3 separate regions of the Homo sapiens genome follow, and all the other regions are linked to region 3. The links are chromatin loops, found by intact Hi-C in ENCODE. Cell type or tissue: OCI-LY7. All regions are shown on one strand.

What was found. Peaks named below come from ENCODE experiments on the same cell type or tissue, not always from the same donor. Only the 100,000 strongest peaks of a DNase experiment are listed, where the experiment ranks them.
Region 1: a loop joins it to region 3, with 3 times the contacts of the local background. A loop is called at or near these places in 2 of 110 quality-filtered maps.
Region 2: a loop joins it to region 3, with 3 times the contacts of the local background. A loop is called at or near these places in 2 of 110 quality-filtered maps.

Annotation. Positions count from the first base shown.
Region 1 is chr3:59,833,920-59,841,919 of GRCh38, reverse strand. All of the region lies in intron 8 of FHIT (fragile histidine triad diadenosine triphosphatase), which reads left to right. Among named protein-coding and RNA genes, the nearest start is that of CFAP20DC-DT, 750 kb to the right of the region's middle. In OCI-LY7, no CTCF peak of the experiment used is centred here; no DNase peak of the experiment used is centred here; H3K27ac peaks cover 337 bases.
Region 2 is chr3:59,448,266-59,456,265 of GRCh38, reverse strand. The region is part of intron 5 of CFAP20DC-DT (CFAP20DC divergent transcript); the gene reads right to left. Among named protein-coding and RNA genes, the nearest start is that of CFAP20DC-DT, 370 kb to the right of the region's middle. In OCI-LY7, no CTCF peak of the experiment used is centred here; a DNase peak (open chromatin) is centred at 4,735; H3K4me3 peaks cover 1,655 bases; H3K27ac peaks cover 3,031 bases.
Region 3 is chr3:60,075,870-60,083,869 of GRCh38, reverse strand. The region is part of intron 5 of FHIT (fragile histidine triad diadenosine triphosphatase); the gene reads left to right. Among named protein-coding and RNA genes, the nearest start is that of MIR548BB, 540 kb to the left of the region's middle. RefSeq lists an enhancer at 1,862-1,911. In OCI-LY7, CTCF peaks have their summits at 4,482 and 4,683; DNase peaks (open chromatin) are centred at 1,999, 2,589, 4,689, 7,349 and 2 weaker places; H3K4me3 peaks cover 6,923 bases; H3K27ac peaks cover 7,526 bases.

The sequences.
Region 1 (8,000 bases), 240 kb after region 3:
AATTTTAGATTATGTGTATTCTACCACAATAAAAGAAATTGGAAGAAAATATCAGTGGTAATCCTTCCCAACTCTATAGATACCCCTGACCCTGCTAATCCCATAGGTCTCAATGCACGATTGGTTTTCTTTATAATCAAACTTGGCTGGTTTCTGTTTATTAAAAAGATAGTTTTAAAGGATTGTCTGGGTTTCAGGAGTGTGTGTGTGCATCAGTACACCCGTGTGTCATGGGTTGGGTTCTTGGGCTGCAGTGCTGAGATGGACTCTGGAGTACAAGATGTTTATTAGGCATCAACACCTGTGAAAGGAAGGGGCAGAAACAGGAGTGGGCAAGGTAGAAGCTGGACTTTGAGGTAGGCCCTCCAAAGCTTCACCCAAGCCAGTGGGGAGCCCTGGGTTCATTATTGCCTATCTGGATTGTTCCGTGATGAATGGAAACAGCAGCATCTTGTCACACCTGCCTCACTCTGTAGGAAATGAAAGCTGCCCAAGAAATGTATGGTCTTTAGGGAAGCAGCTCACTGGAGCTGAGGCCCATTCTCAAGTAGCTAATGGCTGAACAGTGCTTGCTAATCACTATCCACCTTACAGTTGGGAGGCCAAGTCCCTCCTTGAAGGGCAACCTGGGTGGTACATATCTGTGCCTACCACAATATGGGTGTAGACTTCAGCCCCACCCCACACACATACCTAGATCTAGTTTAGCATACAGCTGTGATCTTCCAGAATGACAGGTAACCCAGGCAAGATCATCTGACCTTTTCATTTATATCATTTTCTACCATCAAAGGGGCTATGGACTCTGCCAAGAATGTAGCAAGCCAACTTGACCTTCAGAGGTAAAAATGAAACCCGAAGACATGGCGAAAATTAAACCAACTCTTTAGCAAAATCTAGAGATGAAGTGAGGGCACCATTGGTTCCTGGGTGTTTTAATAGAATGTGGAAATGTGAAGCAGCTTCCAAATGACATTTATTAAGCTCCTAGTGTATTTGCTAAATGATGTACACCCTGCTATGTCATTTAAACCTCACAACAACCCTATGAGCCCAGGGCTGTTATTATCATCACCATTATATAGATGAGAAAACTGAGGTGCCCAAGGTCCCAGAGCTGTCAAGCACTGAGGCAGGGATATAAACCTAAGTAGTCTAGTCCTGCACAGTTTTAACTATTCCCTGAGGACCTGACCATTTTTCTGAACATATGTACTGGGGACGTTGAGTGATGTAACCACGCAAAAGACTGCAGCATAGGTGTCTGCATTTTGAGGATTGAGGCAAGGCTTCTACACACAAAATTATAAATGTAATAAACATACAGCATTGTCCATTCCTGCGTGCTTGCTTATGAATTGGCGATGGATTTCAGAAGGAGAAGAAATCTCCTACAGAAGGGACTGGTGTCAGCTGTGCCTTTACAATGGGTTAAAGATAATTTGAATTCATTGCCAACATTCAAAAATGAAGAGATTCCTCATTGAAATTTTGATAGATGGTTTCTTTCTTTTTTTTTTTTTTTTAAAGGGGGATAATCTGGTGACATGATGCACCTTCCTGTGAGCTGGCAATATGCTGAAGGAAGTGGGTTTGCCATCCTTATCAAAGGGCCCCTATAGGTGTCTGAGTTGGTAACCTCAGTGGGGCCACAAAAATAAGACATTATCTTATAATTACACAGTTGCATTTTGGCTCTCTGAATGGGAATGATGGGGAATCTGCAAGAATGGGGGAGTACTTCTGTTCAAGTGAGATGTCAAGATTTCACCTTGCCCATCCTTTTTGATTACCTGTAGTCAGAGGGAAACATAGCCCACAGAGTGACAGCTCTACCCTCTTCTGACTCCTCCTGTGGCTTTTCTGTAGCCCCCACTCACTGTAGCCTGGCTACTTAGAAGGGATTTAACTAAAAGTGAGAAGTGAGATTCAGTGGTGAAACATGAAACTGAAAAGTCAGTAAAAGAAGTCATCTTTAAGAGTGAGGTTTAATGCCAACTTCTCCCTTGAGGGACCTTGTCACTTCAAGCCTTTAATACCAGGCCTGACAAATATTTAGAAAATGTTCAGGACTTAACCGTTTTGCACAAGGAGAGGACATGATGCCCTGATAGATTTATTTTTTTTCTCCTTCATCTCTAGTATCTGTGATCCTCTGAATCCTGGTAAGGAAACAGGTCTCAGAGGCTATTCTCTGAGCAGTGTTTGGTAGAGAGAGATAATGGCACTGGGATTGAAGTAGATCTTCCCAGAAGAGAGTGAAAGGAGATAAAGAAGCCATGGCTGCCTGCTCAGGGAAGTGGAAAAGGAACTTCTTGATGGGCTTAACCTTATAAAAGTGTGATCTCTGGAGGAACCGGTGGGCAGTAAGGCAGAGCTGCTTCATCAACAAGTATTTAAGTACTTACCGGGTACAACATATTTAACTAGGGAAAATACATACTTAAAGATGACTCAGTCCTTTCTCCCAAGGAGGTTACAATGTATCTGGGGAGACCAGCTGTACTGTTGTGAAATAGTGAAATAATTATGGAAAGCCTGTATGGTACTAATGATAAGAGGTGGTTTTCTTTTTTCTTTTCTTTTTGTTTTTTTTTTTTTGAAAATGAAGTCTCGCTCTGTTGCCCATGTTGGAGTGCAATGGCATGATCTCAGCTCACTGCAACCTCTGCATCCCGGGTTCAAGCGATTTTCCTGTCTCAGCCTCCTGAGTAGGTGGGATTACAGGCATGTACCACCACGCCCTGCTATTTTTTTGCATTTTTAGTAGAGATGGGGTTTCACCATGTTGGCCAGGCTGGTCTCAAATTCCTGACCTCAAGTGATCCACCTGCCTCGGCCTCCCAAAATGCTGGGATTGGGGACATGAGCTACCGCGCCCAGCTGGGAGATGAGATGGTTTTCTTATTCTTTCTTTTGTGGAATAGATCTCTTTTTTTTCCTAAGTAAAGGTCACCCAGATCCCAAATATATAAATATAATTGATCAAGGTAGCGCAGCTCTGGTTGAAGTGTAGAGGCAGGGGCTGGAGGTCTGACAACCTAGCCCGCTTCAGTTTCCTACTTCCGCCTTCAAAGGCACCTTTGCCAAATCTAGGGCTCCTCAAAAAACACACAGGAAGACTGGAAAAAAATCTGAATGTGTACAAGTACTTTTGCTTGAGTTTCATGCTATCCCTTTGGAGAGAGAGCATTATCAATCTCCAGTCTCAGATAAGGAACCTGAGACACAGAGGGGTTACACAACTGGATCAAAACTCTCACCGCTTGCTCATTTTGGAGCTGGCATATGAGCCCAGGTCTCTAAACCTAAGCCCTCTAAACCTGCCACTCCACAGTAGAGCAGATGCTAGTGTCCCATGCCAGAGTAAGAGATGGAGGGATCAGGAAGGCCTTGGGAAGAAGACACAAGCTGAGATGGGTTCTGGAATCTACTTGGAATTTGAGTCTATGCAGAGGCTAGGAACGACATTCCAAGTGGGAAGAACAGCAGGAACAGTAGCTGGGGGTGAGGGAATAAATGTGGTTTGGAAAACAGGTTTGAATTAGTTTGTGAGAGGGTTGCAACCCAAGGTAACCTTGAACTCTGCCATCTAGACAATGAAGGCAGAAACATTGTAGCAGAATGGGGCCAAGAACACAGCAGGGTTTCAGGCAGGTTTGTCTGGGCATTGAGGGCAGGTTGTTTGGGTAGAGAGTGGGACTGGGGTCAGGGAACCTAGCTAGGGGAAAGCTGTAATATTTCAGCCTGGAGCGAGGAAGGCCTGTGCTAGTTATGAAGGCTAGAGGGGTGGAGGCTTTTCAAAAGCAGGAGTGGGACAGCGAGAGTGAATGACTGTGGAGAGCAGTGAGGAAAATGGAGACAAAATGACTTCTGGAATCTGATTCTGAGAGAGAGGATGGGAGATGATGGCAAGATGATGGTGATGGTGGCAATGACTGCAGCTAACATTTGCCCCAGGCTTACAGGGTACTAGGCACTGTTCTAGGCTCTTTACAAAGGCTGTCTGACTTCATCTGTCCACAACCTTCTGGGGCAGATATTACTATTATTCCCACACCACCCCCCCACACCACCACCATTTTACATTGCAGAAAACAGTGCAGAGAGGTTTTGTAACTTGCCCAGAGTCCTATAGGTAATGGATGCTGGAGGCAGTATTCCAACCCAAGCAGTCCAAGTCCAAACCCATTCCCTTCACCACTGTGCTATAGTGCTCCTCATAGAAAAACGTATCCACATAATGACAAGGGCAGAGAAGACCTTTGCCCAATTTGATAGAGAAAACCAGTTCTCTCAACTTTTGTTTACTTGTGTAATCCTGAATTTCTCAAATAGGATTCCATGGGACATTTTTATAAAAGATCTAATGAAAATGTTTACAGTTGGCCCTCCATATCCATGGGTTCAATCAATGGAGGATTGGAAATATTTGGGGGGTGGGGGGAATTGTGTTTGTACTGAACAAGTGCAGGCTTTTCTTTCCTTGTCATTATTCCCTAAACAATAAAGTATAACTATTTACGTAGCATTTATATTGTATTAGGTATTATACATAATCTAGAAATGATTTGAACGATATGTGAAGATGTGCATAGGTTATATGCAAATACTATGACATTTTATATCAGCGACCTGAACATCCGTGCATTTTGGCATCTGAGGGAGGTCCTGGAACCAATTTCCCATAGATACCAAGGGATGACTGTATTGGTTCAGGGAAAGGTGACTTAAAATTAATCAGGCTTCTATACTCCAGGACTACTCAGCCATTTTTAGATAATAGAATAATGTGTTCTGAGAATTGCCAGATGGAGCCTGTACAAAGAAGTGTCTCCTAAGCAAATCCAAAAAACTGAACTCTTTTTTTTCTCACAGAAAATTAACTGTGTTTCTCCAAATACTAGTGTTGAATGGAATATAATTTAGAAATGATAGCATAGACGTATAGTGAGTTTAGGACTAGAAATAGCACTATAACAAGTCAAATCTTACCATGCGAAGGTAAGAAAGTGTCTTAATTACAATCCTGGGCCATTCTGCCTTTGCAGGGGCCTCATTTAGTCATCACTCAGACTTGCATCACTGTTCGGGCCCCTCCAGCCCAGTGTCTGCATTTCTCTTGACAGGTGGCTTCCTTCTGAGGCCATGTGTAACACACATGGCAGGCATTCTTTCTCCCTAGTAGGAAGTGGCTGCACCTGTTAACAGCCTGGGCCCAATTACTCTCAAAAATTTGGACTTCAGCTGCCACACTAAAGCAGCAGTCCTTGAGCCTGTTCAGCCCATACTGATTTGATTTCTAATGACACTCCTAAAAAGGCAAGGTTCTGAAGTTCCATTTTATATCAGGGACTTCTTTGGCAGAAGGCAAACCGCAGGGCCAAGCTCATATGGCATGTGCAGAGGTCAGCCTTCCTGTAACAGGAGGGGACCAGGAAAGGAAGAAAACACCCTGAGTAGGTTTTCTGGGTACTTCTGCATCTGACATCCTTGCCAGCCAGCTGCCACTTATGTCCTGGGTCTCCTACTTAGTTATCCAAACCAGCACAAATGTGTCAAACCAGCTCTCAGCGTTTGAAGGGATAGTGTGGCTCATTTTCTTCCTTGTGCAGCAGTCACAAAGGATAAGAATGCCCAGCCTAACAGTATGGAATCGTGCAAAGGAGCTCAACCTGTGAAATTTTGAGAGGATCACAGAATATCTACTCATCTTCTAGTCTCCTGCAGCATCTAGCAAGAAACTTTTTCCTTCCCATTTAAGTAGTACCTCCTAGTCCATCAAGTCTTCTTGACTTGAGTCTTCTTTGTAAACTCATGGGGAGGACTCCATCTTGGGCATGCTGCATTTAGTAACATTCATGGATATTCTTGATTTAAGGTACTATGGGGAGTGAGGGAAAATGGTTAAAAATCTGGGTGCCCATCCCAACAGGACTTCCTGGGGCCATTTGGGAACCATCCCCTCCTAGATTATTTGTGTCCCCTTGATTTACTCTTAAGCGACTAGGGCTCCCCCTTTTCTCCTCCCTATTTCTTTAGTAATGTACCGCTTGGCCAAAACTTAATCATCCAGTATTCAATTCCCTCCAGATCTTAGAATTTCATTATAGGCTGGCAAGGAACTAATCAACTTAATGAGCTAGTGGTCTTCAAGTGTGTTGGTATTTCTTTCTAACACACCTCAAAGAGAGTCTTCTCAATGCATATTGTAATACAGAGGGGTGATTCTCGTAGCACTAAATTGGAATCTTAGGCTTATGGGGAAGACATATTGAGAGTAATGTCTTTAATCCTCAGAGTATTCCATTTACTGCCTCTTGGTAGGTCAGGACCCAGTCTTTCATGTGTGAAAACTCGGACACATCTACTCCTAGAACAAGCTCACTCATGACAATTCAGGTTCATATCCATAAAAATGTCAACAAATTGTAGCTTCAGCATAAAGGCCTTCTTCTTTGTGTCTTTGCAGTATAGTAGAAATGGTTCGCACAAAGACTCTCTTTATTATGAAGGTAAATGAAGATTAGGAGAGCTTCATTTTTGGTGCACAATAACATTAGACATAATAGGCGGGAAAGGGTAGAAAGCTCCATTGATGAAGAAAGGAATATTATCACTCTCACTTTCTTCTGAACCTAAACAAGTTCTCAGGTTTTGTTTGACATCCAAACCATTACCCAAATTCTAAAGCTTAGTCTATTAAAGAGGGAAAGTGGAAAATCTTTGGTAATGACTATTTTGGCCCAGGCTGATATAAGTCAGAGGGCCTTTGATCCATATAATCGATGTGTTGAGAGGAGATTATAACTCTTAGGGAAAGATTGTCTTTGCAAAGACAGAAGATTGGGTTATTTACACAACAAGGTCTGCATGAGTAAGTGGTATCTTTGCATATCTACATAAAATCAGGTCAATCAAGTTCAGTTTAAAAAACAACAACAAGAAAATTACCACCAACACAACATATTAAGTAAGTTAAAACTATTTGGGAATGTGTTGAAAATTCACTATTTAACTGCTAATGATTTGATTAAATTTTATATAGGCAGGAAAGATACAGACCTTCATATCTATAGACTTATGCATTGATATATTTTTATGTGTGTATATCTGTCTATCTGTTATAGACTGAATGTTTGTGTCCTTCAAAATTCATATGTTGAAATATAATCTCCATTGTGATGGTGTTTGAAGGTGGGACCTTTGATAAGTGATTAAGCCATGAGGATAGGGCCCCTCAGGAATGGGATTAGTGCCCTTATAAGAAGATGTCAGAGAGCTAACTTCCTCTTTTTCCACCACGTGAGGATACAGTAAAAAGTTGACAATCTACAACCTGGAAGAGGGTTCTCACCAGGAACTGACCATACTAGCACTCTGATCTTGGATTTCTAGCCTCCAGAAGTGTGAGAAGTAAATGTTTGTTTTTTATAAGCCAACCAGTTTATAATATTTTGATAGTCGCCCAAAGTGTCTGTCTGTCTCTCTGTCTCTCTCTCTCTATCATCTATCTATATGTCTAAGTTACCTATCTGTCTGTCTGTCTATTTAGCTAATCTATCTATCTATTGTTTAACAAATATACTCTGCCAGGCACAGTGTAAAGCACCTCCCATCCACTACCTCGTTTAACTCTCATAAAACATCATGAATGAAACAATGGATTTTTCTGTGATGTACAGGAGAACACTGGAGTCAGAAATCACCTAAAGTAAATGAACAAACTAGGACTTGAATTCAGGTCTTCCTGATCTTTCAGCCAATGTGCATGACCATTGCATTGTGCTGCCTCCTTTTTCCTTTCTGTGTCTCTGGATATTGTGTGGACATAGATATGGCAATATAGCTGTATTAGTTCATTTTCACACTGCTATAAAGAATTATGTGAGACTGGAATAGTTTATAAGTAAAGAGGTTTAGTGGACTCACCATTCCTCATGGCTGGGGAGGCCTCAGGAAACTTATAGTCATGGTGGAAGGCAAAGGAGATGCAGGCA
Region 2 (8,000 bases), 630 kb after region 3:
AGATTTCCAGGAACGCTTGCTAAATCCTTGAGGTAGCTGAAAGACAGCACTTTTGATTTGCATTGTTATAGGTTAAAAGGACTTCGTTTTGGATATGATATTAAAGAATCAAAAGGGAACATGACTTTAAAGGCAAAACAAATACTAAAGTAAATATCAATGTACCCAGAATAAGAAGGAAAGCCTTCTGGAGGTCTCTAGTTAATTACTCAAGTCACACATTTGGCATTTTAGTTATGAGTATGAAGGAACAGCTCATGGGCGGGGGTCAAGCAATGGTAGGTGGTACAATGGGCATCTACCCATTCAGCTTCTGGGAACTATTTTCCACTTTGAACCGTTGGTAAAGTTAGTTGAGTGGGTACATTTAAAGACCCCCTTTAAAAGGAAGAACTGTCTCATGGACTCCCAATGTCAGCTAATTTTACAGAGACCTAGATAATATAAAAATATAATGATATTATCTGCTGTTATATCATCACAAAGAACACAAATTAGAAATTAGCAAACCTACCAAACCAATGTAATTAACATTAATTAATGAAACATGATGTTTTGTTAAATGAAATAGCCACTCGCACTGTGAATGCCTACTACTTGTCTGTTCTAGTGAGTTTGGCATGTTCAAACCAACTCTCTGTTTACAAAATCCTATGGAGTCATTTGCCTTCGTTTGGCTTAAAAACATAGTCTACTTGTGTTTCTTTTTATATTGATACTGGTTGCCCGCTACCGGCTCTGGGGCAAGAGATGTCTCACAAACACCGAGACTCCAGAGAAGACATAGATGAAAGAGACTCCAAGACCTCATCTTCTGAATGACCTTCTGAGTGAGGAAGCCTAGCCCTTGTAAGGGCAGAGTCATAGCTATGGGCCCACCGGCTTCACAGACAGTCATGAAACTTTTTATATGGAGGTCACCAAAGGGAGAATAGCAGTTTTCACAGTTCTGCCTTTTGAGACAAAAAGAACAGCCTTCCTGCCTGTTCAGAGGGAAACTGCTGCATAAAAGGGTTCAAGCCTGGTCAGAACACCTGCTAGGTTCTTGTATGCTCAGCTAGGAGGCCAACCAGACCTGTACCGCCCAAAACATTGGCTAGTGAGCGCTTCAGAATGGGGCTGGCCTGAATTGAGAAAGGCTTTAAGTGTAAAATATACACTGAGTTTCAAAGACTTAGTATGATAAAAAGAATGTAAAAGTCTTAGGAATAATTTTCCTATGGATTATATACTGAAATAACATTTTTAGATATATTGGTGTAGTAAAATACTGTATGTTATAAAAACTTTACCTGTTTATTTGTACAGTTTTTAATGTGGCTGCTAAAAAGACTTAAAGTTCTTTTTATACATATATATATATCGCTTGTATTCTGTTTCTACTGGACAGTGCCCTGGGCATTACTTGATTCCTCTCTTTCTGATCCATCAGTGAATCCCAAGGTTCTCCAGAGAAACAGAACCAACAGGATGTATGTGCATACAGAGGGGCAGGGGGAGATGGGACAGGGAGAGGAGAAAGAGAACGAGAGAGAGATAATTTAATTAATTGGTTCATGCAATTCTAAAGGTGCAAGGCAGGTTAGGCCAGCAGGCTGGAGCCCCAGGATAGAGTTGTAGCTCAAATCCAAAGGCAGTTTGCTGGCAGAATTTCTTTTTGCTCAGAGGAGGTCGGTCAGTTTTTGCTCTAATAAGGAAACCAACTGATTGGATGACACCCACCCACGTTATGGAGGATAATCTACTTTGCTTAAAGCCTACCCATTTAAAAATAAATCTCATCCAAAAAACCACTTTCACAGAATCATCTCAGATAATGGATGGCCAAATATCTTGGCACTGTGGCCCACCCAAGTTAACATGAAATTAACCATCATAGTTCTACTGTTAAATCCTGAGCTCTGCCATTTCCTTCCCTTCTCACTGTGGCCACCTTAGTCTAAGCCAGGATTTCTTACACCTGGACAAGTGTAAGAGTCTTCCAAATGACTCCCGAAGTCTGTTTTTACAGAGCTAGCAGTATGGTCATCTCAAAGACTTCACATCATGCCTCTCTTGCTCAAACTCCGTTAAGGGTTTCCCATTGCTGTTGGTATGAATGCCAAACTTTTTGCCTTGGGATCCCACATGTTCCGGCCTCTGTCTATCTCTCTTCTGCCCTGAGTTCACAAGCCCTTCCTCTTCAAGATTTAACTGTATTGCCACTCTCTTGGCTTCTCAAAACAAAACAACAAAACAAGCTGGTTCTATTTCAAGGCCTTTGCATGAGTAGTTCCCTCTGTCTAGAAATCTTTTCTCCCTCATATTCACATGATGGCTTCTTCTTGTTGTAAAGATCATTTAAATGTCACCGCCTCAGAAAGGCTATCCTTGACCACCCAATTAAAGCAGGCAAACTCAGTCATACCCTTGGGATATATTTTCTTTGTTGCACATATCAGTCTTTAAAATTATTTTATGTATTCACTTTTTTGCCATATTTTTCCCACCCAAGAATGTGAATCTTATCAGACCAAGGCCTTGATAGAATAGTTTGTTGATAGTGCTATAGTCCTAGCACCTAATATATAGTAGGACATCTGTATATATGTGTTCAATGAAGAATGTTATCTTAGGTAGAATTAGTGTTACTTCATCCTGTACACTGGAGGAGGGCTGGAAATTTACCTCTGTGGTTGGAAAGTACAATGCACATCTCTTCTTATCTAGTCAAAGGTAAATTGCCTTATAAAGGTCATTCAAACCTTTTCCTGTTGGAAGCATGTGATATTTGTTTATTTTCAGAGCCAAGATAAGACTAGGTGGCAGGGGCTATCTTTAAATAAATGAATCATAATTAAGGCTGGAGTCTTTTTAAAAAGAGACCAGATCCTGCCTTCTTTTATTAACCAAACATAAGGCTCTCCCCTGGGATGTGATGGTGGTCATGGGACAATTACACACTTTATCAGCAATTCTTCAAGAGCATGCTCCTGAACTTCCCCAAAAATTGCACATAAGGTACTCCCTCCTATTTTTAGATTACCCAGTTAATCTGAACATGGGTAAAAAGGTGATTAATAATTTAAGATTTCAAATATGTTATATTTTATATTGGTATACTGGGAGTCAGTGAAAATGTGGACAATATAGATCGTCTTACAGACTCCATTTTACTTACAAGTTTTATGTGTTTGAAGGGTAACTAAACAATTTTAATATAAATATTAAAGGAAACATGGATAAATGAAAAGTTTGCCCGAATTTTTTTTTAGCTAAACCTTGACCCTTCCAAACCATTTTTGCATTTGACAAACTGCCTATTGCTAGTCCCCATACTGTCAAGTCCTTGCCAGTATGTGTTTATCCTCTTCAGCTACAGGGGATTAGATGGGAATATTTTAGAATCATTAATGCAGTGATTCAGCCGAACCATGGCTGTTATCTCACCAGCAAGCCATATAGCCTTCCAATGTGGGAATGAGGTTGAAAAGTCTGACAAAAGCAGTGTGGTTCATTTCTGAAATGGCAAATTAATTCTATTTCCAGGGCAGACATGAGAAATAAATATCTCTATTTGCCACTCTAGAAAGATTTCATATTTAGGTCACTAAAATACATAAGTTCTAGATCTACCTCCACCCCACCCCTGTTTAAAAACTCCCACAAACACAAATCACAAAAATATATAAAACAAATAATAAGGTCATCAAAAAGCAAACTGATGTGGTTGTCAGGGGCTCCCTGGCAACCAGGGGAAATAAGGACTTACGTAATGGATACAGAGCTTTAGTTTTACATGATGAAGAGTTCAGGTGGTTGGGTACACAACAATGCAAACATACTTAACACCCCTGAACTGTACACTTAGAAATGGTAAATTTTATGTTATATATATTTTACCATGATTTTTTCAAAATCATATTGAGATATCAAAACTCAAAGTCTTGCAGTTTTGGTCTTTAAAGAAGCTGCACATAGAAGCTTCTGGGCCCCAGGAAAACACGTTACATGATATCATGTGTCAGTTGGCCAGGATGCCTTAGACCAATGAGAACCTTCACCAAAGGGGCAGGCATTTTGGCTTTTAACCATCTATTGCCTGCCTGGCTTGGAAGCATCTGGTCTAGGCATGATCAGATCCTGCCTCTTTCCACTGATTTCCACCCTTTGGAATCTAAGGCCTATCCTCCTCCCACACACTCTTTCACGGATTAACTCTGAGTAGTGATGGCTACACAGTGGAGCTCATTACCTGGTAGGGCTGTGCGAGAAGCTGGCATGCACCCGTTCAGGGGTCCTCACCAATTCTGGGAAGTGGGTACTGTTCTTCCTCCCATTTTATGACTAAGAACACTGAGCCTTTGTAATGACACATTGATCTACATATGCCTACATTTTCCTCTTTCCAGGGAGAGTCACAAATAAAGGAATGAGAAAGCAACGGAATCTCTTCTCCCTGCCCGTTCACCTCCAGTCTTCTGGGTTTGTGGAGCATGCCCAGAAATCCCAGCAATTATTTCATCCACTTCACTATAAGCAACATTTTCCTGCATGAAATGCACTCCATCTGGGCTCAAACAGAGATTTATAAAAGCAACCTTTTTTGTCTTCACACAAAAGAAAGGCTAAGAGTGAAACTGTGGTGAGGTTTTGGTGCTCAACAGAAGGCTTTGGGAGGAGTCGAGTGCAGTTAGATATAAATAACATCGTTTAAGCCAGGATGTGGCTTGGTGACAGCTAACTCTGACTCTGGTCGCTTTGCCAGAACAGCTTTCAGCTGTTTCACGTGATTTCACAAACCCTTGAACTGCAGAGTTATTTCACACCTGCAGAGGTAATGAATGCCTTTTGAGAACATTTGCAAAGTTGGTTGGCAAAAGTCAAAGAAACCAGTGGAACACAAGCTCTCCAGAGGCCTTTTTCCTGTTCCACACGTGCTGTGCCTCAGTGAGTAGAGGGAGGCCGTCAAATGGAGTGACTACAAGTTCACAAATAAATTGTCTTCTTTACCAGTGAGTCAGTGTACCTCAATCTCATCAGAATAGAAAAACAAAAATGAAAGAACCTCAGATTTCATGGTAGTGGCAAGATACAGGGCTGAATGTCCTGCCTGCAGATGTGGGGCCCCTGTTCATAGACTGCCATGTCATCTAGCACATAAGCAAACAATGTACAAATGCCTGTGTATACTTGTTACAATTCATGCCAGGAATTTACCTCCTGGGTATGTGAAGTGTCTGTGTTTCAGGGAGTGGAGATTTCTGATCTCTCCCTCTCCTGCTACTTCCCATTCATCTTTTAACTCAGAAGCTGTAACTCTCCAGATACAGAGATGCCAGTATCCCACTTTGCATATTCCGAGAAAAAGAGCAGCCCAGACATAATTCAGAAATTCATAATCAGCATGGCCACAAATAAAATTTTAAAAGTCATTTCTTGTGAACATTTCATGGTGGTGGATTCCTCCGCATATAAAAGGACTATGTCCCATAGGAATTTATTAGTAGTCTAAGAAGGATTCTATGAATAAATTATACAAACTGTGGAAAATGTGTCAAAAAGGATAGAACTATTTGCTCAAAAATTCTGGTAAATAGACTTAAACCATGCGCATTACGTGGGGATTACCCATTCAGAGAGAATTTATTTATTCAGAAAATGTTTATTGCTAGGCACACCCAGTATAGACAGGTGAACACCACAGTTTTGGTTCCTGCCTCATGGAGTTTACCGTCTAGTTGGAGAGGTGGTTGGTGAACAGACGAACAAATATAAAAACAAACATGGACAGTGCTGAGATACAGCAGAGTGATGACAAGAGATTCAGAGCCCTTTCTTGTACTGAAACATGCAAATTTTCTCATTGATTGCTTGTTAATGTTTTATAGGACTCTTTAGGGTACAGCAGGGGGCCTCAAGTATCTTGAGAATAATAGTCATTGTTCTAAGTGGCAGTGAATAGAGAATTCCAGGGAATATGTGATTAGATACTTACAATGTCAAATCAACCTAACCAAATACCTTCCATAGAAGTGTCTGGAGAGGCAGGTGAGATAGCATAAAAAGTGAGCTTGGGTGGCAAGTAGACCTGGATCTGGATTCCACCTGCACTATTCATCCGTTGGGTGACCTTGGGCAAAGAACTTGAACTCTCTAGGCCTCAGGGTCTTAGGGTGTTAAAGGGGAAAACTGTACCTACATCAGATGGTTCTTGTCAGAAAGAGCTAATAAGTCATATACTATCTGTTCAATTCTGCTCACACAAAGTAGATGTTTAAAGAGGCAGCTGTGATTTTTATTGAGGAAATTCAGTCTCTCCCTCTTACAAAGGGGCAGCACAAAGTATAGCCATGGGCTTCCATGAAGACAGGCTCTTTCTGGAAAGCCAGAATAGGGACTCTTCTTGTCCTCTCCACCCTCCTCCCCTTGAAATGAAGGTATATCTAGTCACCCAAGATGAAAGACCCAAAGCAATCCCACCAACTAATACTTTTCTGCCCTCTGGTAATTTTAAAAATAGTAGTTACTTCTACAATGTCCCCTGGGTTATAAATTACCTGCCTTTGATCAAGATAAAAAGATGAGTCACATTAATGTGCCTGCTGGAAATTGTCTTAAGGCAGGAATGATAGCCTATTTTTAATAAAGCTTACAACAACCACCATCCCTAAATTGGGTCTGTGGTGTTATGCACACACAATGGACTCAATGCAGTAAACATCTGTTGAGAACCTACATAATCCTCTGTGTTTCTAGACAAGAAAATGTTTCAAGAACAGAATCTTAGTAGAGCGTACATATGAGTTTCTGGGGTGGACTTGTCCTCAGGCTGTGGCAGTCCCTGTTTGCTCGGAACCCCTTCCAGCTCCTTCCACAGCTCCTCCTCTGGTGTGTTTACTGTGTATTTTCCTTCCAGCTTGTTTACAATCACAGCCCTGGCACCTGGAAGATTTTCCGTGTGAGTTGAACCTAGATGGTCCCAAGCAAATACGAATCTTGCCTGTATTTAGAGATCCAATGTCTAGACTTCCATAAGCTGATAGCCACTCCCCTCACAACCACCACTGATACATACTGAGCACTTATTTTGTGATGGGCACCATTACAAACCTTTGTAGGCAGTATTTTGACTCCTCACAAACCTCTGAGAAAAGTATATGGAGAGAACAAACCCATTTTACAGCTAAGGAAATTAAGGCTCAGAAGTGCTGTGTTTGCTGAAAGTGAATGATCAGAGCTGTGAGTACAGCCTGACTTGCCTTTTAACCATTCTCCTCTACTGCCCCTCACGGAGGCCATCTCCCAGGGAAGGATGTTCTTAACAACTAGGGCACTTTCATCACAAACTGTAAACCAGTGGCTGCTATACAATTATGTGTGTGTGCAAGTAAATTATTGATGGGGACTCTCGAGCTCATACCTCTCTTGAAAAGGGTGTAGTCTCAAAGGGTTTCTATAGTTTTCTTCAGGTAGTAAGCTCCCTGGGCCTAGGAATCAGGTTATTTCGTGTATCACTATCTATTCAGCACCTAGCATGCACCCAGTACTTTGTAGGTTTAATCATTATGTGTTAAATGAATAAATGAATGCGTGGGGCTTTGGTATAATCCAAGAGAAAAGTCACGATTATAAAACAAGCTAGAACAGGATGACCTCCACAGAGTAAGGGCCATGGGGTGTCAGAGATGGATTAAAGAGGCCAAAGGTCACTGGGCACAGTGGCTCATGCCTGTAATCCCAGCACTTTGGGAGGCCAAGGGGGGCGGATCACAAGGTCAGGAGATCGAGACCATCCTGGCCACCGTGGTGAAACCTCGTCTCTACTAAAAATACAAGAAAATTAGCCAGGTGTGGTGGCACGCACCTGTAGTCCCAGCTACTTGGGAGGCTGAGGCAGGGGAATCACTCAAACCCAGGAGGCTGTAGTTGCAGTGACCCAAGATTGTGCCATTGCACTCCTGGCAACAGAGCAAGACTCCATCTCAAAAAGAAAGAGGCCAAAGGTCTATGTGCAAGGT
Region 3 (8,000 bases):
ATGATTTGAGCTGGGGTTGGCAAACAAGAGCCTGCAGGCTAAATTTGGCCCACTATTTGTTTTTGTAAATAAAGTTTCACTGGAACACAGCCACACCCATTTGTTTATATATTATATATGACTGCTTTAATGCTGTAATGGCAGAGTTGAGTTGTTGCAATAGAGGCCATACATACTGAAAAGCATAAAATATGTACTCTCCAGACATTAGAGAAAAGGTTTGAGGGACCAGTCTATCTCTGTCTTCTTGGCCTAGTCAGGACCCAATATCAAAGACCGCACAGTATGCTCATGGATTGGAAGAATCAGTATCATTAATATGGCAATGTTGCCCAAAGCAATATACAGGTTTTCAGTGGTATTCCTATCAAACTACCAATGTCATTTTTCACGGAATTAGAAAAGACTATTCACATGGAACCAAAAAGGAGCCCGAGTAGCCAAAGCAATCCTAAGCAAAAAGAAGACAGCCAGAGGTATCATGTTATCTGACTTCAAACTGTACTATAAGGCTACATTAACCAAAACAGCATGGTACTGGCGTGAAAACAGACAAAGACCAATGGAACAGAATAAAAAACCCAGAAATAAAACCTCACACCTCCAACTGCCTGATCTTGACAAAGTCAACAAATTAAGCAATGGAAAAAGGACACCCTATTGTTATTGCTGGGATAGCTGGCTAACTATATGCACAAGAAAGAAACTGGACCCCTACCTTTCACCATATACAAAAATTACCTCAAAATTGACTAAATATTTAAATGTAAGACCTTAAACTATAAAAATCCTAGAAGAAAAGTTAGGAAATGTCTTTCTGGACATCAGCCTTGGGAAATAATTTATGACAAAGTCTTCAAAAGCAATGTAACATAAACACAATTTAACAAGTAGGGCCTAATCGAAGAGCTTGAGCACAGCAAAAGAAACTACCAACAGAGAAACAGACAACCTACAGGATGGGAGAAAATATTTGCAAACTATGCATCTGACAAAGGTCTAATACCCAGAATCTATATGGAACTTCAACAATTCAACAAGCAAAAAACAGCCCTATTACAAAGTGGACAAAATACATGAACAGACACTTCTCAAAACAACACATACAAGCAGCAAACAAACATGAAAAAATGCTCAACCTCACTAATCATCAGAGAAATACAAATCCAAACCACGGTGAGAGACCATTTCACACCATTCAGAATAGTTATTAATAAAAAGCCAAAAAGACACAGATGCTGGTGAAACCGTGGAGAAAGGGGGATGCTTATACACTGTTGGTGGGAATGTAAATTAGTTTAGCCTCTGTGGAAAGCAGTTGGGAGGTTTTTCAGTGAACTTAAAACAGAGCTACTGTTCAACCCAGTAATTCCATTACTGGATATATATTCAAAAGAAAAGAAACTGTTCCACCAAACTGATACATCTACCTGTATGTTTATTGTAGCACTATTTACAATAGCAAAGACATGAAATCAACTTAGGTGCCCATCAATGGTGGATTAGATAAAGGAAATACGGTACACATACACAGTGGAATACTACATGGCCATAAAAAAAGAATGAAATCATGTCTGTTGCAGCACCATGAATGCAGCTGCAGGTCATTATCCTAAGCAAATTAACACAGGAACAGAAAACCAAATACTACATGTTCTCTCTTATAAGTGAGAGTTAAACAGACAAACATGGTACACATGGACATGAAAATGGCAGCCATAAACACTGGGGACTAGTGGGAGGGAAGGAGGGGGTCAAGGATTGAAAAAGAGCTATTGGGTACTATGCTCACTACCTGGGTGATGGTATTAATCATACCCCAAACATGAGCATCATGCAATATACCTATGGAACAAACCCACATGTGCACCCCGAAATCAAAAATAAAAGTTGAAATTACAAAAACAGATAAGTAGACAATGCAGTGAACTCATCGAGTTTGTAGAACAAAAAAAAAAATCACTTAACGTTTGTGGTTATTGTACTTCCTCTTTCTTTTGGCAAGTTTATCACAGGTGGATTCAAGTAACTGAAAAAGAAACAGGAAAAGATGCCTGGCATGCATGGCTGTTATTCCTGGCACTCTCTCTGATTAGGGTCCTGTATATATCTCTCAAAACACACACACATATTCACACACCCCACAGATCTATAATAAACTAGGGGTTTTCCTTATTATCGGATAGTTAATAAACCGCAGCATAATTAAATAAGAGCCTACATTTATTATTGTCATTCAGTAAGCAGCATATAGTTTTGGATTTCCTGGTTGGAGTCCATCCATAGTTAATAATTGGGTAGGATATGCTGGTATCTCAATCAGGATATGAATGATTAGCCAATAGTTCCTTGAACAGAACCTTATTACTAATGAGGAGCAGTAGATTGAGTTGAGTTTTAAGGAACTTCAGGATCACTCTGTTTTCCTTGGTGGGAGAGGAGGGAGTGTGATACAGAGAAGTAAGTGGATCAGGCTGCATGGGGTTGTGGTGACAAGGCTTTGAAGACACCCATTTATACTGTTGGTCAAGTAAACAGTAAAATAGCACCCTTGGATTTAGGGAGTGGTCTGATCTTAAATTTTAATATGCAGAACCACCCCCCAAAACGTATATAAAATGCAAATCTTAGAGTCCCAGCCACAGACATTCAGGCTCACCAGACCTGGGTCAGAGCCCAGGAATCTGCATTTTAAATAACCCCCTCAGGTGATTCTAATGGGAACATTCCTGCACCAAACTTGGAGAAGCACTGCATTCCTCTAAGATTTGTCTACCTCATTCCATCTCCCTGTCTATTTCTCTCTCTTTGCTTTCTCTTGCCTGGTCTCTATCCCTTCCTTTCATTACATGTCATGTACCTTGATAGAGATAGATGCCTGCACTCCCATGTCTAGAGGTACATGGTTGCCAATGAATGCAAAACTCAGAAAGGAGACTAGAACTCTAGCCCTCTCTTTCACTCCTCCTCTTTCCTGGCAAGGTCACAAGAACAGTCATCTATTTCATCCAAGTGTTTGCATCTAACACAATCACTGCATTCAGTTTTGAGATTTGTCATCAAACAAACTGCACCCTTGGTAAGTAATACCATTGCCCTCCTGAGCTGTGGTGCTATTTTCTTCTTTTGCACTCCCTTCTTTGTAAATGCTCTTACAGGGTTGCTAATCCTCACCTATTTCTTCTTTCTCGGGGACTTTATGAATTCAAACAGGCTCAGACAGACTGGCAATTTCGTGCAGTCTCCAGCCAGACCTGTTTTATTCTTCATGTCTTAGTACCTTGCTCAGAATTTATTGTATAAAGAAGTGCTTAGTAAATGTTTGGTGAATAAAGAATGAAAAAATAATCAGTGCCTGGATGAAATGAAGCAAGGCAGAGTAAATCTCAGAAAATTTACTTGCAGCTAAGTAGGGCTACGAGGCTCTAATATGCAAATATTTTATTTACTTGAAACTGGGACTGTCCATCTAAAACTGGTTGATGGCTAGACTCCTGATTTGAAAGCTATTTCTATTAAATCTGAACTTGTGTCTGGCAGCTTTCTCCTATCCTAGCAGAGGTTCTCCCACCCCCATACACAAGCACAACCCTGAATCGCAAGCATTGTCAAAGGTAGTGTATTTTCTGTTTTTTCAGTTTTCTAAAATCAGAGAAGGTATTTCAGGAAAGTGATTTCTAACAGATAGGTACTCTATCAGGTAAATTTTGATCCTCCTTGACCTTCATTATTTTTCTTTTGGCTGTATCCACATTTTGACTGTCAAGTAATGGGACATTACACGGAAATAGAAAAGATATTTTTTTCTCCTTTCAAAATTACTTATTTGTAAATTAACCCAGATTGAGTTTTCAACATTCTACATCATTAAAGTAATGACAGTAAATGATAGTTTATAATATTTACAACATATTGGAGTAGAAAAAAAATCTATCATTAGCACATCTTTACTGTACCTTTTTAATAGTGTAATATCATTTGACATTCTGGGCATTATTTTTTTCAGATCTGATGAACAATAAGAATGCACCCCCTTCCCTGCATTCATTTTCTGCTTTTTACTTAGAATTTTCTGGGCTTTGGCAAGCACTGAAGTTTATGGTTGCGCAGGAGGTTAGTGTGAGTTGGAGGAAAAACTTAAAACTTGACAGGTGGTGAAGTAAGGAAGAGCTCACCATTTATTTCCTTCCCACGTATCTTCTTTGTTCATTTGGGATTAATATTTTTTTCAAAACAAAGCCAAACAAAAAAATAAGAGAAGGTAGGGTTCTCAGGAGTGGGTGGCATATGAGTGACTGGAAGCAAAAAGGAGAGAGGGGAAAATGGTGAAGGGACAAAGAGAAGGGCAGGCTGAGAGAAGGAGCAGCTGGTGGGAGCAGGGAGCAGAGGGAGGCTGCTTAAGGAAAAACTATTTTTAACTGTTCTGAGACCTTTTTAAAAGTAAAAAAAATAACCCCTCTTCTCAAGAAGCCCCCACCCACGATTGCTTTCATCCTCCCACTCTGGAAAAAGTAATGTTGTTTTCAATTGTGTAGAAACACATTTTAGAAAGTAAAAAGCCCCATTTAAAAGCATGTGTGAGGAGCCTGTGTTTCTGCTCCTGACCTAGAACAGCATTGTCTCTGCGGCCTGCACATCACCTCGGGTGCCCCCAAACTGCTTTCAGACAGTAACGCCCTCTAATGGGTTGTTGTATTTTGGATTTACCAAAAACAAGCTATACTTACTGTGTGCTTCAGGGGCCAGCTCTTGGGTTGGAGCTTTGCAGCACCATCTTGTTTGTCCACCCCGATCACCCTGTGAAGTCATGTTGTCTCTATTTTGCAAAGGGGGAGCCGAGCCTCAATGAAGACAAGTCACTTGTTCAAGAACACTTTATGGTACAGCTGCAATATTAAGTCAAGCTCCCTCTCTTTTCTTTTTTAACTTTTAATTCTGAAATAATTTTAGAGTTGCAAAAAAAAAAAGTTGCAAGCATAATGTAAAGAATCCCTCTACCCTCCTCCCTCAGATCCCCAGATATTAATACTTTACTTACTTCCATTATATTTTCTCTCTCTCACCTATATATGAGTGTGTGTACCATATATGTTATATGTGTATAAATGTATATATAATTTTTAGTGAAATATTTGAAAGCAAGTTACATGATGCCTCTTTGCTCCTTTAGTGTATTTAAACAAGACATTTTCTTAGAAAAACATAGTGTAATTACTGAACCAGGAAATTAACCTTGATATAAAGCTATTTCTGGTCTGCAGACCTTATGGAAATGCTGCCATTGTCTTTTATTTGGGTCCAGGATCCATTCCAGGATCACACATTGTGTTTAGTTGTCCTGTCTTTTAGTGTTCTTTAATCTCAAACAATTCCCCAGACTTTGTCTTTCATGACCTTGACATTTTTGAAAAGCACAGCCTATTGCTTTTCAGAATGTTTCTTAATTTGAGTTTGTCTGATGTGGCATTTCTTCATGGTTAGAATCAGATTTTGCATATTGGCCAGAATCCTACAGAGGTAGTATTATATCCTTCTTAGTGCATTATATCAGGAGACACTGATGCTCCTTTCTCCCATTCTTGGTATTAACTTTGATCACTTGGTTGGTGTGGTGTCTACCAGGTTTCTCCATTGGAAAATTGCTATTTTTCCTTTTGTAATCAATAAGTATCTTATAGGAATATACTTGTAGAAAATGTAGTATGTTTTTTCTTATACTTTTACCCATTCTTTTTTTGCATTCACTACTACTGATTCTTACCTGAAACAGTTACTTTTGTGATGATTGTTAAATGGTAACTTTCTAATTTAATTACTCCTTATTTATGACTTGAAATTCTGTAAGGAAGGGCTTTTCTCCCCCACCTCCCATTTTTTTAAAAATAAATTTTATTTTGTGTATTTGAGGTTTAAAGTATGATATGGGATACATATATACAATAAGATGGTTACTACATAAAGCAAATCAACGTCTGTTATCTCAGAGTTACTTTTTTTGTGAAGAGAGCAGCTAAAATCTACTTATTTAACAAAAAACTCTAATTCAATTTTATTGACTGTAGTCATCATATTGTATATTAGATCTCTAGACTTGTTCATCCTACATGTTACTTTGTATCCTCCCCCCCCCCTCTATATATGTGTGTGTGTGTGTGTGTGTGTGTGTGTGTGTGTGTGTGTGTGAAGTAAAATCGTAGATTTTTTTTAATTCTGTAGTCTCTGGGATATTATCAGTTTTTATTTTATTTTATGTCCCTATTTAGCCAGGGGAATCCCTTCATTCTGGTTCATGTGTTCTTTTGACCTGTCCCCACAATTTTGGTTTTTCTTTGTTTTTTTTTAGCCATTTGTAACTTTGTGGCACCACAGGATATTCTAATCTCATCTTGTTCCTGTCCTGTCCCATTAATGGAGCCAACCACTTCTCCAAGGAGGTCTGGTTCCTTTTTTATTTTTATTTTTTGGAGAATGGTATTTAGAAACCAAGATCTGGACATCAGGTATGCTAATTTATAGTGGGGTATCATTGCTTCAGCCTCTCTGTGAGTAGAGGTAGGCAATACATGCGTGTGTATTTATATGCATGTGTACTTATACACATACTATATATATATTTCCATATCTCTCAGTTTATATATTAAAAATTATGAATTCACGGTGATGCTTTCAATCCTGTAATAAGTCCTCCTTAGGCTGCTCTCTTTCTGCCTGAAATATACTTCAGAGTCCTTGAATGATTTTTAATTGTCAATATTTTCAGCAACACTTCTCTTTTGATTGCTTTGTTTGCTATGAAAAAAATATATTTCTGTCTACTAAGTTTTATCTATCTTATTTAATCAGTTATTTCTTATAAATAGATTATTAGCACATAAATACAGTCCAACTCTCCTTTGCTCAGAATAGAAGCTTAACTTTTTGCCTTAAATTGTTTTCAGTTATTGTTTTCCTTGGATGGGGAAAATGAATGTTCCTTTTACCTTTCAGTCAGTCGTGTCTCACTTTGGTGATTATTTTATTTTTTGTGCTTGCCTTAGGAATAAAACATAGTGTTTGGGTTTTTTTTTCTTATTTATCAGGATTGCTTTAATGGTTTCAATCATCTTTCTTTCTTTCCTTTTTCTCTTCAAAATTAATTTTAAAATAATTATTGTAGTAGGAATCCTCAACAGCTGAGCTGTACCATCTCAGAGTACCATTATTATCACTCTGTTAGGTGACATGATAATAATCATTTCTAATCTGGTGTCTCACTACATAAACATGCATTGCTAATCACAGTATGCCTCTGATCTCATTTGTTTAAAAAAAGCAGCAGCAGCAGAAGCAGAAGTAGAGAATAAGAGAAGAATCCTTCTGAAAGCTCTTAGTTTGGCCATATTACCCCACAGTGTGGCTTGTATAAAACACTTTCACTTTCTTGCACGAGGAACATAATGGGAATCCAGGAAGACAATATGAATAATTTTATAAGTTGGCTATTTAAAGAGAAATAGGCTTTTCTGAGTTTCTGGCATATCCAACTTAATATTACAGTACTGGACCTCATTCTGAATACTTAGAATATTTACGACACTTGATGTTTGGACTTTATAAAAGGTCACTTGAAAATGAAGTCACTTTCATTTTAAAGTAGAAGAAAGTGGATGTGGAAAAGGGAAGAGCTTTTAAGGAAAACCATCATGTCTGTTCTCCTGTAAAAGGTCTTCATTTCCAGTAGTAATTGTATTTCTTAATGGCTTTCCTAATATTAGATGATTACGTCTTGATGTATGAAAGTATTTCAGCTCAGGGATTATTGAGGCTCCTCTGGCAAAATGACTATCATACTTACCTGGAACTTTTGTTTCAGCCCAAGTAACAATTGCAGATAGACATAAATTAGCAATATTTACTCAGAACTCACACGTAGCTGTTTTTCTTGTTTAATAAGGTACTTTTGCTTACAAATGATAGTTACCAGTTAAAGCCATCTTAAGATCAAAAAGGGACATCATTAT